2 separate regions of the Mus musculus genome follow, and region 2 is linked to region 1. A link is a contact called in ENCODE Hi-C data. All regions are on one chromosome and are shown on one strand. Each heading gives the region's core, a stretch centred on a gene start or an enhancer-like site at or near the end of the contact. The rest is flanking DNA. Distances are from core to core; before and after follow the strand shown.

Evidence for each region. A loop is a pair of places that touch in the nucleus more often than their neighbours do.
Region 2: a loop to region 1 is called in a map of heart, with 2.9 times the contacts of the local background. The contact joins the enhancer-like site here to the promoter of Mn1 in region 1. A Hi-C loop is called at or near these places in 6 of 37 maps with a recorded cell type or tissue (Patski, gastrocnemius and heart).

The regions. Positions count from the first base shown.
Region 1 is chr5:111,415,680-111,419,655 of GRCm38, reverse strand. Mn1 (meningioma 1) reads right to left here and starts at 2,356. Exons shown (of 3, transcript NM_001081235.2): 1 at 1,993-2,356; 2 at 1-1,837. The coding sequence starts at 1,490.
Region 2 is chr5:111,797,499-111,801,474 of GRCm38, reverse strand. It overlaps Gm36535 (a long non-coding RNA gene), which reads right to left. Exons shown (of 2, transcript XR_003955955.1): 2 at 1-604. Among named protein-coding and RNA genes, the nearest start is that of Gm36535, 6.1 kb to the right of the region's middle. Within about 2 kb of position 1,779, at least 1 of the 3 ENCODE cell types and tissues checked has a DNase peak (open chromatin) inside an H3K27ac peak, as active enhancers do; it is heart, where a contact is called at or near this core.

The DNA of each region.
Region 1 (3,976 bases), core at 1,107-3,606:
GAGGAAAAGCTGTCCGGCACAGGCGGTGTGAACTCGCCTGGGAGGCCTGGGTAGGCAGAGGGAGAGAGTTGGTTGTCTAGGGTACCGTTATGCATGCTGCCATTCCACGAGGCGCAGCGGTCCACGCCTGCGCTGCCCGGAAAGTCAAAACGCGGCCTCTTGGCCACGTTCATGTAAGGGGGCGCATCGAAATGCTGCAGCCTCTGGTTGGGCGCCTGCTGAGGAGGGGGATGCTGCATGCTGAAGACAGGCTCAGAATATGGGTGCATGCTCCGGTTCTCTAGCCGATGGATGGGATACTCGAACTGAGCATGTTGACTGGGCAGCATGGGGCCCCCGTCCTGCAGGCCGCCACTGGGTGTGCCAGCCTCACCCTGCTGGGGCCGCGGGAGCGCAGGAGGGCAAGAATTCTGTCGAACCAGAAGTCCCGGTGGCGGCGGCTGCTGCTGCGGGGGCGGCTGCTGCGGGGGTGGTGGGGCCTGCTGGGGAGGCTGCATTAGCGGGTGCCTGGAGCCCACTGCAGGCTCCAGACCCACAGGCATCTTTCGGGCCCCGCCAAACCTCTCGAAGAACACTCCGTGCTGCGGTTGCTGCTGTTGTGGAGGCGGCTGGGGTGGCTGGCTGTGCATTTTGGACAAACCCACCATGCCTGAGGCTCTAGGCATGGCAGAAGCACCCGGGAAAGCGCCCCCGGGAACCTGGCGACCCGCAGCATAATGTGGCAGCTGCCCTTCAGAGTCAGAGGGTGAAAACATGTCAAAATGTCCTGAGGGCGGCTCGCTCGGGTAATTGTATTCCAGGGAATCTACGGCTCCTTGGTTCGTCACCCTCCGGGGCTCCAGGCTGTGAGAATCCGAGCCGCTAGAGGCGGACAGGCCGTGAAAAGAGGCAGCCCGGTTAGGGCTCTGGTCCAGAGGCAGGCACGGGGCAGGCACGGCGTGGCCCGAGGTGCCCGAACTATGGAAGTCCGGGAGGTTTCCTGGCCGCTGCGGGCCGAAGCCCTCCGGCCCCTGGCTCTCCGCCATGTGCTCATAACTCTCTGCGAAGGGAGGCTGGCTGCCCAGGCCGCCCGCTGCACCTCCGTAGCCAAGCAGCCGGCCCCCGTGCAGACATGAGGCACCTGGATCCGGACCACCGAAGTTGCCCCCAAAGTGGGGGTGATGCTGGTGCGGGTGATGGCCTCCGGGATGGCTGTGGTGAGGCTGCTGACCGCCGAAGAAGCCATGCACAGGCTGCGCCTGCAGCCCCCCTGCGTGCAGCTCGGAGTGGCTGCGCGCATGAAAGCCGTAGGGCTCCATGTTCAAGCCCAAGATCGGGGGTTCGCCCAGAGCGCTTATTGCAGGGTCCACGGGGCCAGTAGGAGGCCCGGCGTGGAAGGCAGGAGCCTTAAAGTGGGCGTTCATGCTCAGTCCGGCTTCGTTAAAGTTCCCCTCGCCCTGACCAGCGTGCCGGCTGTTGATCTGGGGCTCGAATTGGTCCAGCCCAAACATACTTGGCGGGGGCGGGGGGGGCGGGGGGGGGGCGGGAGGGGATCAATAGGGCATGACAGCCTGCTCCGCCGCGCGCCTCCGGCCAGGTACTCGCCTCAGCCGAGGTTCCGGCGCTCCGGGACGTTCTGCACCGCGGGGCGCAGCGCTCACTGCCGCCCGGCCCAGCGCGCGGGCGCTGGCTAGGAGCTCTCTCCGCTGCTCTTCGGAACCTCGAAATCGACCCAAGCGGGCCTCTCACGTCTTGCGAGGCCGCGGCGCCTCCTGGAGCCTTGTCGGGGGGCCCATGCCCCGGGTCGATGGCACGGTCGCGGGTGGGTATGCGGAGAGGAGACCTGGAGGCCGACGAGCTGAGACAAAAAGTTAGATAGGGGGGAGGGAAGGGGACGGAAGAGCAGAATGATCACCTCTGGAGTCCGCGGCGCGGCGGCTGGGGCCGTAGCGGAGCCCCTTGGTCCTTCCCCTGCCCCGAGTCCCCGCTCCCGGGCCGCACCGGCTCCCGCACCTCCGGTCGGCCGCGGGCGATCGGCGGCGAAAGCCTCAGCGGCTCGGAAGACGGGCTGCTCCGCTCCTCATCGCCGGTGCTGGATTCACAGCAGTAGACGCGGGCGCCGGAGCGGGAACGCAGGCTGCGGGAGACGCGCGGCTCCGCGGCTCCGCGGCTCGGGCTCGATCGCCGGTCGCCGCGCGAGTTCGCGGGAGTCTCGGGCCGCGCGCGGGAGGGGAGGCGTGGGGCCGGCGGTTCCGAAGCTGTGGTTCCCGCCTCCGCACTCCACGGGTCCCCTCGGACCCGGGAATGGGCCGCGCGGGCGAGCAGGGCGCGCGGGGCGGGCGAGGCGCTGCGAGGTCCGGGATTCCGCTCCGCGTCTGCCTCTCGCCGGCGCCGGGAGAAGCAGCAACAAGTTTTGCGTTTCAGCAATCCATTCCAGCCATTACCTCTGCACCAATCAGCGCCGCCCGAGCGGGCTCGGGGGCGGGGCTCGCTCTTAAGGTGGTCCCGGGTCCCGGCTGCGCAGGCCCGGCCACCAACCCGCGCTACTCCGGGTCCGGCGCTACGGCGTTGGGGGTGCGCCCCAGGTGCCCCCGGCTGGGGAGGGCGCGAGCCTAGGACGACGGCGGGAGCCAGGCTTTGTCCGCCCCCTTCCCATTCACGCTGTTCTCAACTCCCCACCCCCAACCGGAGCCAGCGCGACCTGCGGGGTGGGCAGGGGGCGGGGAGGTGGGCGGTGAGCTGTGCGGGGCGCACAGACAATGGGGTAGCCTGGCAGAGTCCCCGGACGCGCCAGGGAAAGTCGCTAAGTGTCGCCTGTGCTGCAGCCCGGGGCAGCGCCCCAGGGAGCCGGCCCTGGCAAGTTCACGAGGTGATCGCCGAGGGGAAACACGAAGTAAGGTTGTCTCTGCGACCAGAGACTGGCTCGCTCCTTCCCTAGTCTCCCACCGTCCGCGGCTTCCGGTTCTCTGCCGCTGGCTCCACCGGGAAGAAGCCACGCACCCTCGGCCGCTTTGTGGAGCCACTTCGGGTGAGCCCGGCGCGGGAGCGACGAGGCGAGACAATGCGAAACCCTGAGGAGAGCGACGCGCAAAGGGCGCACGGGGTGGGGGCGGGGGTGGGGGCGACACCTTGCTGCGGCCACAAGCAGGCAGGCCCAGGCCCTGAAGGGCGCGAAGTTGGCCTCCTTAAAAGATCAATTAAACTGAAGAGGTCAAAGAACGGAATTGGATTGTGATACTAAAATCAATAAGAGTGATTTAATACCTACCCTATTTCATATGGAATATTTATCCCAATAATCTTACTTAAAATTGTTTAGATCTTTCTACTCCTCACGGAGTAGAGGCTGAAATCTATCTTGCAATTAAAAGTTAGAAGTTGGAGGTGATAGGAGGTGGAGGTGTTTATTCTGTGGACGCGCGCGCACCCAAGCGCCAGCATGCGTGTGCGAGTTTTCCTCTCAAAGTGTAAGTAGGGGAGGAGGGGCGGAAAGGCTTTTAATTTTCCTTGTCATGAAATAAAGCGAGACAATTTTGCTGGCAAGCCAGGATTCTTAAAAGAAGAGGGGAAAAGAAAAAAAAAAAACTTTCGTTGAAGTGCCCCCGATATCGCTATTAAATCTAAATAAAATTAAGCACGGTGTATAAAAATGCCTTCCCCCCCCCCACAAAAGAAAGTGTTTATCGCCCAAGTCTGTCTAGCGTTTGCTAAATTACGCATGAAATCTGAAATGAAATAAACGTTATAATAAAACCAACCCGGAGCCCTTTTTATTTAAAAACCTCAGATTAAGCACTCCACTGTCGCGGGCATGAGTTAAAAGTTACCGTGTCATTCGCGGCCGATTCATTACTCCCTGGAGCTTCTGAGGAAAGAAACGTTGGAAAATGGGCTCGATTTAGGAAGGGGGGGCAGGAAGCCCCAAGAGACGTCTCAAGAAATCACACACACACACCCAAGACACACACTCTTTCACACACACAAACCCATCCCCCAC
Region 2 (3,976 bases), core at 530-3,029, 380 kb before region 1:
TAAGCTTCCTCACTACTGCACCAGCCATCGGCGCTGGAAAGCATTTGTCCCAGGGCCTTTATTGTGTGCAGAGGAAACCTCAACCCCATCTGAGACAGGCTTGGTGATAATGCTGTTCTCAGAGGAACTGGGGTCCATGAGACACAGCTGGGAACATGTACTACAGCAGGAGAATTGGGGGAACCCTGAGACACAGCTGGGGACACACACTGCAGCAGGGGACATGGGGACCCTGAGGCACATCTAGGGACATGCACTGCAGCAGGGAACATGGGGTCCCTGAGGCACAGCTGGGACATGCACTGTAGCAGGGGAATTGGGGGACCCTGAGCCACAGCTGGGACATGAACTGCAGCAGAGACAGGCTTGGTGATAGCTTTGTTCTCAGGGGAAGTAGGGTCCCTTAGGCACAGCTGGGGACATGCACAGCTCCAGCTTGTCTACCCTCGATCCAACTTACCATGTGGCCGATGGAGAAGCCTAGAGGAGTATGGAACTCGGGCAGAAGCCAGCTTCTCTCTGTGGATCTGAGCTTCCTGACTATTGATGTCCCCGAGCTTGAGACTCAGTTTCCCCACTTTCAAAGTAGAGACCTCCCGATGACCTAGGAATAACTTCCGTGTACAGAACAGTCGACACTTTATGAGGTGACCCTCACAAGCCACTCAGCACAGCGCCCCACCATGGCAGTTGGGGGACACACACTCTGTAGCATCTATCTCGAATGAGCCCTGTGAACAACCTGGTTCATGATGACAGGATGCAGCCACCATGCGCAGGGTCCCTGAGTGAAGACGTGACAGAGTTGAGCAAAGGGTGTGTCTGGAGCACAGCGGACGCTCTGCGAATGAGCACTAACATCCGTGTCAAGTGTTATTAATTGTTATCAACATCACAGACACTGCTGACATCTGTATTGGGTACCTAACATTCACAGTCTAGGAGAAATGATCTCTGAGTTCCTGACATCTGGGGACTCTGCACATCACAGGGGAGAGGATGCTTCCATTCAAGGGGTTTCCTTCAAGAATAATGAGGCCATCGTTTGATGGGTCAAACACCAGGGACCCTGGTATGTGAGAATCCAGAAAAGAAAAGAATGACCCTTAGGATCAGTGTCTCCCAAGCACGGCCAGGGGTTGACTTACACTGTTGATCTGACGCTCAAATGGAACTGGGTGTCCTGTGTTTCCACTTGCTAGACCATAAAACCACTGGTATCCATGACAACAGCTCCTGTAACTTGAGGAGCCCAGTGACTCCCCAGGCTGCAGAGCTGGCCTGCCAAGGCTCTTGGCCTAGGCCCTGGGCTCAGTCACTTCCTGTGGCTGGCTGTCTTGAGCAGGGCTGGGCTTCTCTGCTCAAGTCGCATTAGGCCAGCTGTCTTGACTCCTGCGTCCTGGTGGATTCTAAAGTCTGTGGACGATTTTGTACAAAACTCAGGAACGTGGACCTTGCTGTGTGCACTTCAGGGTCCCAGGCGAGCCACCTGCTCTGGCACACCGTGGTTGGGTCCCCGGGCCCCGGCTGTGGTTGTAATATGACCCAGTCCAAGGCAGACGGGTGCTGACTTGCAGTGAGCAAAGCAGCCAGGACAGAGCAGCGTGGAGAAGGAAAAGAATCCGAGATGAGGCAAGCCTGGCCTCGGGTGACCTGGCCCGAAGGCGGCCAGCCAAAGCTGGGTGTGGAGACCTTCCTACGCACATCCTAGGCTGGCAGAAGGCTCTTGAGGTCAATGCCAAGGTCAAAAGCAGGCACTGAGTCACCTGGAGATGGGATTCAGGACTCTCTGTCCCAGCCCCAGCCTGGCCTCTTTCTCTGGCTTGTTGCTCTTCTCCTCCCTCTAGGCTGCCTCTGCCGAGAGAGGGTCCCTGAGTGGGTCCCTCCAGCCAATACTCTGGAGGCATCCCACCCTGGACTCGTGCTTTTAAAGCTGGTTTCTCTGAGTTACAGGCCAGAACTGGGTTCCCAAGCCAGGCTCTCATCACAGGAGAGGCATGGCTAGTGACCTTCAACTGTGGACCTTATTCAAACAGTGCACAAAACTCTGATCCTAAGGAGAGGCTCAAGCTGCAGATAAAAACCCCTTCCTTCCTTTTCTTCTCTCACTTCTCTCCCTCTGCCTTTCTCCCCCTGTCTCCCTCTCTTGAGGAAGGAAGGGCTCTTAGGAATGAGACAATTTACAAAAGGTTCTGCACAGCCAAGGCATCTCTAGAGCATTCTCAGGGCTCAGAATGATCGGAGGCAAGGAAGGCAGAGCGCCTGGCCAAAGGCCTGCAGCTCCATACGAGGGCTCTGCCGTGGCTGTGCAGCCTCTAAGGGTTTTGCTCTCCTGGTTTGGTTTGGATTAGATCAGAGGGGCCAGTCTGGGGGCCTAGTTGAATATCCCTGTGCTAGCCCATCCCTGAGAGTGCTGGTGCTGGGACATGGAGAAGAACAAAGTATAAGGACCCATAAGGACCATCCATGGGTGTAAGTAGGAGGTGACGCCCGCTGGGGAAGCCCCGGGGTCGGTGGGAAGGCACAGTATAAATGTGTCCATCATGGGGAGGATACCCCACCACCTTCCAAGCCACTAGAACCAGGAACCCACTATGTTGGAGGAAAGAAACTTTGGAATCTTCTGTGGGTGCAAGGCAGAGTCCTGGTCCCCTTCCTCTACTGATTCAGACTTAGACTCACACTATCTGTCTAGAGATATAACATATCGGCCAGTCTTTAACAGACATTCACGCTGCCCTGGTGTGTAGAAGTGTTTCCAAGCTTCACCTATACTGAGAGAATTGGAGTTCAGAGAAACAGTGAGCCACGTGAGAACACACAGCAGGATTCCCTGGGAACCAGAAGACAGGACAGGCTTGTTCTGGAGTGGATGGATGGATGGATGGATGAGTGGACACAGACAAATGGATAGATGGATAGATAGCTAGATAATAGGTGAAGAGATGGTAGATAGATGATAGATTAGATAGATGACAGATTGATAGAGGGATTCATAGATAGATAATAGATAAATAGATACATTATGATAGATTAGATAAATAGATGGTATGTTGATAGATACATAGATAGATGATTGATAGGTTGATAGATTGATAGGCAAATACATAGGTAGATGATAGAGATAGATGGATGGATAGATAGATAGATAGATAGATAGATAGATAGATAGATAGATGATAGACGATCGACTGATAAACACATAGATGATCAACAGATAAACACATAAATAGATGATAAATAGGTAATAGGTGGGTAGACAGGTTATAGATAGATCGATAGATGGATGGGTGGGTGGGTGGGTGGGTGGGTGGATGGATGGATAGATAGATAGATAGATAGATAGATAGATAGATAGATAGAATAGGTAGATGGATGGATGGATGGATGGATGGGTGGATGGATAGGTGGATGGATAGGTGGGTGAGTGGATGGGTGGGTGGGTGGATAGATGGAATGGATGGATATAGATAGATGGATAGGATAGGATAGATAGATAGATAGATAGATAGATAGATAGATAGAATAGGTAGATGAATGGGTGGATGGATGGATGGATGGATGGATGGATGGATGGATGGATAGGTGGGTGAGTGGATGGGTGGGTGGGTGGATAGATGAATGGATGGATATAGATAGATGGATAGATAGATAGATAGATAGATAGATAGATAGATAGATAACTGGATTAACAACTTAAAGGAATGGGATAATGAATTAATGTAAACACAGATAAATAAATAACAACCTGTTTGGAGTTTGTGAAGAGATGAGTCTGGGTTGGGGATGGTTGAGACAGAACTGTCCTGACTCATTTGACAACACCCTAGCTGTCCAAACTGTGCAGTTTCGGCCCTACAGTTTCTGGCCCTACAGTAGATTGAAGCTTTTACTTTTTTTTTTTTTTTTTTTTTTTTGCTTTGTTTGTTTGATTAGTTGGTTGGTTAGTTTTTTTTAATTCTACATGCTAACAGAG